2 separate regions of the Homo sapiens genome follow, and region 2 is linked to region 1. A link is an interaction called in ENCODE POLR2A ChIA-PET data of the cell type or tissue named here. Cell type or tissue: PC-9. All regions are shown on one strand.

The links. ChIA-PET counts read pairs that join two places held together with the same protein. Peaks named below come from ENCODE experiments on the same cell type or tissue, not always from the same donor. Only the 100,000 strongest peaks of a DNase experiment are listed, where the experiment ranks them.
Region 2: POLR2A ChIA-PET joins it to region 1 with 5 read pairs; 2 of 35 experiments call an interaction of 5 or more read pairs at or near these places.

What each region holds. Positions count from the first base shown.
Region 1 is chr1:165,881,179-165,885,178 of GRCh38, forward strand. All of the region lies in intron 1 of UCK2 (uridine-cytidine kinase 2), which reads left to right. Among named protein-coding and RNA genes, the nearest start is that of MIR3658, 25 kb to the right of the region's middle. RefSeq lists an enhancer at 1,144-1,243. In PC-9, no CTCF peak of the experiment used is centred here; a DNase peak (open chromatin) is centred at 2,033; H3K27ac peaks cover 1,171 bases.
Region 2 is chr1:167,228,296-167,232,295 of GRCh38, forward strand. All of the region lies in intron 1 of POU2F1 (POU class 2 homeobox 1), which reads left to right. Among named protein-coding and RNA genes, the nearest start is that of POU2F1, 9.4 kb to the left of the region's middle. In PC-9, no CTCF peak of the experiment used is centred here; a DNase peak (open chromatin) is centred at 1,656; H3K27ac peaks cover 1,972 bases.

The DNA of each region.
Region 1 (4,000 bases):
ACTTAAAAAAAAAAAAAAAAAAAAAAAAGAGATGATGTAGAAGAACCATAGTTCTCATTTTTGGCCAGTTTGCCTTCCAGATTTTCTCTGTCATGTTTACCTATATCTTTTACATGGTTATAGTCAGAGTATTTGTACTATATTCTCCCCTGTCCTCATATGTACTTACTCAGGGTTTTTTTTTGTTTGTTTGTTTGTTTTCTATCTTGATCAATTTCACTGTAAGTTTGTTACTTGGCATGAGGGTAGAAATGTTGATTCTTACTCTACTGCTTACTCTACTGTGTGGTGGCGAAGAGCATGCATCTTGAAGCCAGCCCATCTGACTTTGAAGACAGGCTCAACTGTTTTTCAGACGTTTGACTTTGGTCCGAGTCACTTAATCTGCTTCTCTGACTCAGTTTCTTCTTATGTAAAGTAAAATAGGGGTAATAAGAATACCCACTTCATAGAGTTGATTTGAGGATTAAATATAACCAAGTATATGTAAAGCTTTTAGAATAGTTCCTGACATATAGCATGTTCTGTGTGTTAGCTATTATTATCATCACTCAGTTAATTTTGAACCACTTAATTTCCAAGTGCTGGTGAGTCTAAAGAGCAGAGCCAAACATGTAATTACATAAACCCAGAAGTGAATTTTTCAAATGTCTTTTCTAGTAATAGAGCTTAATGAGATTGGCACTTCAGGGAAAAGTCCTAGGAACTTGTTTATGTTGGTGACTGTTGATCAGCCAGAAGATCTCTCAGACGCAGTCTAACATCTGCATCTTTCTAGGCTGGACTACCTTTGCGGCACCAACAGATGGATCAGGAATTAAAACTGGGAGCTTCTGTTGTGGGGAATCTTTCATCTTCTACTGTTAATAGCCTTGTGGGTTTCCCTCTCCTGGGTACTACTTTCTCTACGGAGAGCTTGGTCTGTGGCACAAACAGGTGCCGAAAGGGGGAAGAAACACCTCTGGGTAAATATCTGGAGGTCGGCAGGTGACAGAGCAGTGGTCTGGGGACACTGGTTCAGGTGTATGTTCATCACCCTACCCTTTAAAACTCACATGGAAATGACTTGGCTGATAAGTTACTTGTGGTTCCTGTGATAATTAAGGCAGCCTGTTGGACCAGGACAAAGGATTTCCTCAGCTTTCAAGAGAACGTTTCTACCAAGAGCCATATACTAAGGTGTGCTGGTTATGTGAGTGTTGACCTCAGTATTAGTATCACTTCTGTTGAAAGTGACAGAAAACCTCTAAAACAGGGTTTAAAGATAGTGTACCTCATTATTTCAGAATGTTTGTGCTGCTGTAACAAAATACCTGACACTGTGTGATTCATGAAGAACAGAAATTTATTTCTCACAATTCCAGAGGCTGGGAAGTTCAACATCAAGGTACTGGCAGGGTTGGTGTCTGGTGAGGGCCGCTGTCTGCTTCCAAGGATGCAACTGGTTGCTGAATCCTCTAGAGGGGACTAATGCAGTGTCCTCTCATGGCAGAAGAGCAGAAGAGAATGAATCCACTCCCTCAAGCCCTTTCATAAGGGCCCTCATCACCTCCTATAGGCCTACCTTCTAGTACAATCACATCAGCAGTTAAGTTTCAGCATTTCAGCGTGTGAATTTTGGGGGGACACATTCAGACCTTAACACTCACTCTTTTGTTTTTTTTTGAGACACAGTCTCGCTCTGTCACGAGGCTGGAGTGCAGTGGCATGATCTCAGCTCACTGTAACCTCTGCCTCCCGGGTTCAAGCGATCCTCCTGCCTCGGCCTCCCAAGTAGCTGGGACTACAGGCGCGTGCCACCACACCCAGCTAATTTTTTGTATTTTTAGTAGAGACCGGGTTTCACCATGTTGGCCAGGATGGTCTTGATCTCTTGACCTCGTGATCTGCCTGACTCGGCCTCTCAAAGTGCTGGGATTACGGGTGTGAAGCACTCACTCTTAATGGCTCTCAGCTCTAATTATTTGAATCTTGGGCTTTTATTTAGCTGCTCTCCCATCCTTAGTTAGAATGATAGCAGTGCTGCAAGGTGGCTGCTTGAGCTTCAGCTATCAGGTCTTCATTTGAGTCAACAGGAAGGAATGTCAAAAGAGGGAACAGTTGCATAGTCATGAGGAACTGCAAAGGTGGCTGAAAAATGCAGTCTGTGTGCCCAGCTAAAATTCAAGGACTGATGGCTTGAGTCCAGGAGTTCGAGGCTGCAGTGAGCTAAGATGTTACGACTTCAAAAAAGACTTCTGATAAATTTTGACATTTCTATTTAACAGACATTTGGGAGACACACCCCCACCCCCCAGTCCAGGTGCCTGAGAATAAAAACTTAGTCACACTATTGGTCCTTGTGCTCCAAAAGCTCTTCAGTTATTTGATTGACCCATGGCTGCTTTTTGGTACTGAAGAACCTTATTAGTAATTTAGTGAGTTTTTAATTTAGATCCTGTATGTGGTGGCATGGGTGGGTGGTGGTGATTGTATTGTAGCTAGGAGCTCCTAGTCAGCAATGCATGGGCTCTGGGGCCATGCATGACTTCAAGAATAGATGGCCTAGGGCAACCCACTTGGGTCCCCTTCCATGCTGTGGAAGCTTTGTTCTTTCGTTCTTCACAATAAATCTTGCTGCTGAAAAAAGAAAAGAATAGATGGCTTTGCAGATATTCCAGGGAAGCATTTGAGTGACACCTCTCTATTGTGCCACTTAATCAGTTGGATTGGAAGTTGAGCCAGCAGGTTTGAACCTTGTTCTTAGTTTTAAACCAGGGCAAATTACTGGTGCTTTGGTTTTCTAATGCCTGTAAATTAGAGCTTCTGAGCCATGTGGGGAGCAACCCCTACCCGCAAAGGAGTGATGTAATGTCTGGGGGCTGCAATGGTTTTTTCCTTTGAGATGGATACCATATAAGCTAGTGGTGATACTTACTTTATGATAGTGACAGGGAAAGCTACTGCCAAGAGTAATTGATGTGACCCACACATAGTCCCAGAGCCAAGGAGCTAGATGGGATCTTCCTGCCTGAGGAGGCCAAGCGTCTGGCCTTCAAGCATTCTTCTCTGCTGTGATGTTGTTTCCCGTCCTGAAAAGCAGGGAGGAAATGATCAATCAGTGTGCCTCAACCTGGAGCCGATTGGCTGTGGTTGCTAAGTTTTCTTCCCTCTGAGCAGCCCTCCCTGTGATTCTGAAGCAGCTCATTCGGAGTGTTACAACAGACATCTTGATGGGATTCAAAAATGTTGGGCAGCATGGTTATCTGGTCTTCTTCTGTAAGGATGACTGTGAGGTGTGCCAGCCCATTCCCGTAGGGACACACCTAACCCGACGCCCTCCCAAGGGCTGAATTGTTCTGAGCTGTCCAGGCTTGGGCTATGTCAGGTTCTGAGCACTGAAGTGTAGTGGAGGGTATATGACAAAGAGGCGACAGAGCTGATTACCCTGCTTGTTTTCTTTTATTTATTCAGTGGTCTTGGAACTGGGCAAGAGGATTTTATGGATTAGCTCCTGGAAGACACACACTAGAACTAACATAGTAAGATTGTGTTTAGGCTGTCAGAGCCACCTCCAGGGTGAGAACGATTTTAGAGAAATATCCTTTGTGTAGCAATACAGGAACCTATGCTGGCTCAACAGCTGCCCTTTTGGAAACTGCCAGCCGAAGGGGCCTGTTGATGAGCTGTTTACTGCCACTGGGGCTTCCCAAATGGGAAGTCTCTGCTAAAGGAGTTCATTGTTCAGCATGTCTAGTGGACCCTGGCTCCTAACAGCTGGATTCTTTTGAACATAATAAACATTTCTAGAACAGGTTTTCTTGGTGAGCTTTTAGCTTCCTTTTAATAGGCACATCACTTGCCTGCCTTTAGTTCTATGAAGTTCAACATAAATGTTGACTTTAGTGATGCAGTGGGACAAAACAGTATTATATTTCTCATCAGTTCCCTCCCTGTCTCCCTTCCCCTGTCATTGTTTTCCAGAGGTAAAGTACATTTATGGAGAACATCGGGGTGAATG
Region 2 (4,000 bases), 1.3 Mb after region 1:
GTTTGAAATAGGAAGGGAGAGATTAGATCCATAGAAACCAGTGTATAGAGGTATTTGGTTTATTAACTAATTACTGTAGGTGCTACTAGAGATACAAACATAATTTAAAAATTACTTGACCTCAAGAGACTTCCAGTCTAATTTATGAAATAGATAAGTCGTGATAAAGGTGTTGAGGATATTGTCCAATTACATTACATGGAATAAGGACGTTTGGGAGAAATTCTTACCTGGCCTTTACAGTAGAAACTATTTGTTTTTAGTCTTATGGACACTGAATTGTCTAATTGACTTAGTTTCCTTTTCAAATCAAACTACAGTTTGATTTGGTCAAATTTAGGTCAGATTATTAACCTGAGAAGCACATGCATAGGCAATTACGTTTGCATTTCTTAGCCTGATTAGTAGATCAATTTTTTGTCCATGCATTTGTTTTGTATTTCTTGTATTGCTTCCATCTTTAAACTCTTTTTATCTTGTTTTATGTGGGCCACCTTACATCCTTTCTGGAGCAAGGCAGGTATAAATAATATTACCATAACCATGGCACAGTGATAATGTCTGTATTTTTATAGTACTTTAAAATTTATAGCCACATTCTCATTTTCATTACCTCAGTTAGTCCTTTCAGGCAAGCGTTACTATACCCATTTTATAGTCGAGTAAAATAAAACTTAGATTAAGTGACTTTCTCAAGGTCCTGTGTTTTTATAAGCATTAAGTGTGGGTAATAGCAAGACTTCCAGCTTAGTTGTTATTTAGGCTGTGTATTAAGGCACTTTGGGGCTCTATTGTGGAGAGCTCTGAATCCTTTGTGTTGGTGTAAGAGTTTGGATTTTATTTGCTAGGCAGTAGGAAGTCACTGAATTTTTTTTTTTTAATTTTTTTTTGTTATGGACAGTGCCATGATCAGAGCCCTTAAAGTTTAGCAGCTAATTAGATGCAAAGAGATTATCAAGGTTTTGAGTTTAGGTTATCCAGAAAAGAGCATTACCATAAGCAGATGTAGGGATGTTGGGAAAAGGAGCCATTTGGGGAGTAAGTCAGTGAATTCACTTTGACATGTCATTTGAGACATGTTTGGGTGGGTCTTATTGGGTTGTAGATTCCTTGTGAAAATTGAAAATTTTTTAGTGAATTAAATGTTTGATAAACATTAATACTAGGGTTGAAATTTATGCTCATGCCACTGTGCGTGTGGACTGAGTATTGAATCTGAACGTTGTAAATTCTAGATATCTCATTTTGGCTTTGGCACTGTCTTCTAAGGTTATTTCCTTCAACAATACGATGGTGATAATACCAGTGTTAGAGGGATGCTGTGGGGAGTATCAAATTGATAGCAGAAGCATTTTTAAAGTAACTCTGTAATAGTTTTTCTTACATGAGCACAGGAGTAAAATCAGGAATTTTATTACTTGTGCTGCTGTAGAGAAGCAGAAGCTTTAGCAGCCGATGGATTCTGTGGGGCACCTGACTGTAGGTTGTTCATTTTTTGGTGCAGCCAGCATCTTAGGAGGAATGGACACTCCTAATACTCTTCTGAAAACTTTATACAGTGGAGGTGTTGCATTGTAGCAAATACAACTTACCTTGATTTCAGGGCATTCTGTTATCTAGCCCCTACCCTTGCCTATGCATTATTATCTTTACTACTTCCTTAAATAGCATGACTCAACAATTCCATCAAGGAAGTTCCCTTATTGTCCATTTCTACCACAAATACAGCATATTATCAGATTTTAATTTTTAAAGAAATTTCCCTAAAATTTGAAGATCTATCTTGGGAGGATGGCTATAATTTATCCTGAGACTTACCTGAGCCTTTCTCCCATTACCATCCTTGCAACACCAATCCCAGTTTGAGACACATGACCTGAATGTGTACCCAGTGTTTTGGTCAAGCCAGTGTGTTTGGGACGTTGTGTGAGAACCTTTACTCACACTTTTTCCTCCATTGGAAGGCCATGGTGTATGGTATGGTAGAGTGAAAAAAGGTACTGGGGGGTTCAGAGACCTGGCTTCTCTGTCACTAATTAGCTTAGTAACTTTAGGACAAGTTACTTCACCATGGATTTTTTTTTTAATTGCATTTGTAAAATAAGGGATTTCAAACTTTTAAAAGCCTTTGGTGTTCTTTTTTAAAGGCAAAAGTGGAGCTGTTCTGATTAAAATTGGATATTGGAGCAAGAAAAGCATTTTCCTCCTCCTTTCCACAGTAGCTTTTGAGGCACTTTCACAGGGTCCTTAGGACTTCTGCTGGTCATGACTTGAAAACTTTTGTCCTTATTTATCTTAAGGGACCTGTCTGTCCATTTCTTTATCTCCACAAATAGCCATCTGTCAAATCTGAGCTCCTGTCATACTTTCTCTGAAATTAGCACTTAATTTGTGTTCAGTTACCCAATTCAGCACTTCATTATACACAGTCCTATTTTCTTCTCTAATTGATTATGTAAGTAAATCTTGTCCTAAGAGCCTTGAGTGCAGGAACATACTGGTAGGGACAGAGTAGGCCTAGACATTTAACAAATAATGAATGCTTGGTTGATGGACTTAGTGGTTCTCAATCTTTGTCACCATGGGGTGACCCATGGAACTTTTTCAACATAAGAAGGCCCAACTTCTAATACAGTAGAGGTCTGAAAATCCATACTTTAAAAAAGCTCTACAGGTGATTTGATAACATTAAATGATTACTTGTTGCACTTCAAGATTATTTATTGCTTAGCATACCTTGAATAATGGTTTTCAGTTAATGCACCAGAAAGGCCCTATACTGGAAAGACAGACTGAGAATTAGGAGACTTGGATCCTTATTCTGCTTTTAGCATTAACGATAATAGCTTTCTGATCCTGAATAAATCACTAAATTTTTCCAACCCATAGGATTCTTATTGATAAAATTATGGGCTGAGCTAGGTGAATAGTTTTCATACTTTTTTTTTCCTTTTTAAACTGGAATTATTCAGAAACATCTTTTGGGTGAAGACCAGTAAATATAACATATATTTTTATCAGTTCGGCTTTCATCTGGGTACCTGAATATTTATTAAAAATATAGAACATGGTAAGCTTGGTCCTGTCCTAGTAGGAGAGCTAAATTGTATGCAGTAGGTAGTACTGAAGATGGGATTTAGACTTTAAACTTGAAACATCCTATTAGAATGCGAATGAACAAAGGTAGTAAGCTTATCAATAATTGTGGTACTCAGTGTGAATAAAAACTAGATTATGATGAACCAATATGGCCAGTCTTTCTGCATTCATTTAATTCAACAAATATTTATAGAGCTTCTGCTCCTTGTAATGTACTGAGCACTGGTGGTAGAGTAATGAATAAGATAACATCTCTGCCCTCTCAAAATGTATATTGGTCAGTTGGGGAAATCATATGTTAAATAATACTGGTTGTAGTTTAATGAGTAGAATACGAGAGATTTGAAGTACCCCAGGAGCATAAGGTGGGGACTGCTAATCTGGACAAGAGGATTTGGGAAGGGGCTCTCTGAGGATATCATGTTTACAATGAGATGTGAAAGATGAATAGGAATTAATCAGTTCAAGAACTGGGAGTGAGAAGTGGAATTGAAAATGTTCTGAGCAAAGGGAACACTATGCAGACATCTCAGACATCCCTCATTATACACAGGGGCATACCACAAGGGGATTGGTTCCAGGATTCCCTACTCGTGTGCCCTCCTCCCCCAACACACACACACCAATATCAAAATCTGCACATGCCTCAGTCCTGCAGCAGGCCCTGTGGAACCCGAGTATGTGAAAAGTGTGCCTGGCCCCTGGGCCTCAGAGCCCCTGTGACTATGAGCTGTTTGCATCCCGTGAATTCTGTATTTTTAATTTGCATGTGATTGAAAAAACCTGATTTAAGTGGACCCACACAGTTCATACCCATTTTGTTCGAGGGTCAGCTGTACAATCACGTACCGCATAATGACTTCTCAGTCTATGGACCAGTATACAATGGCAGTCCCATAAG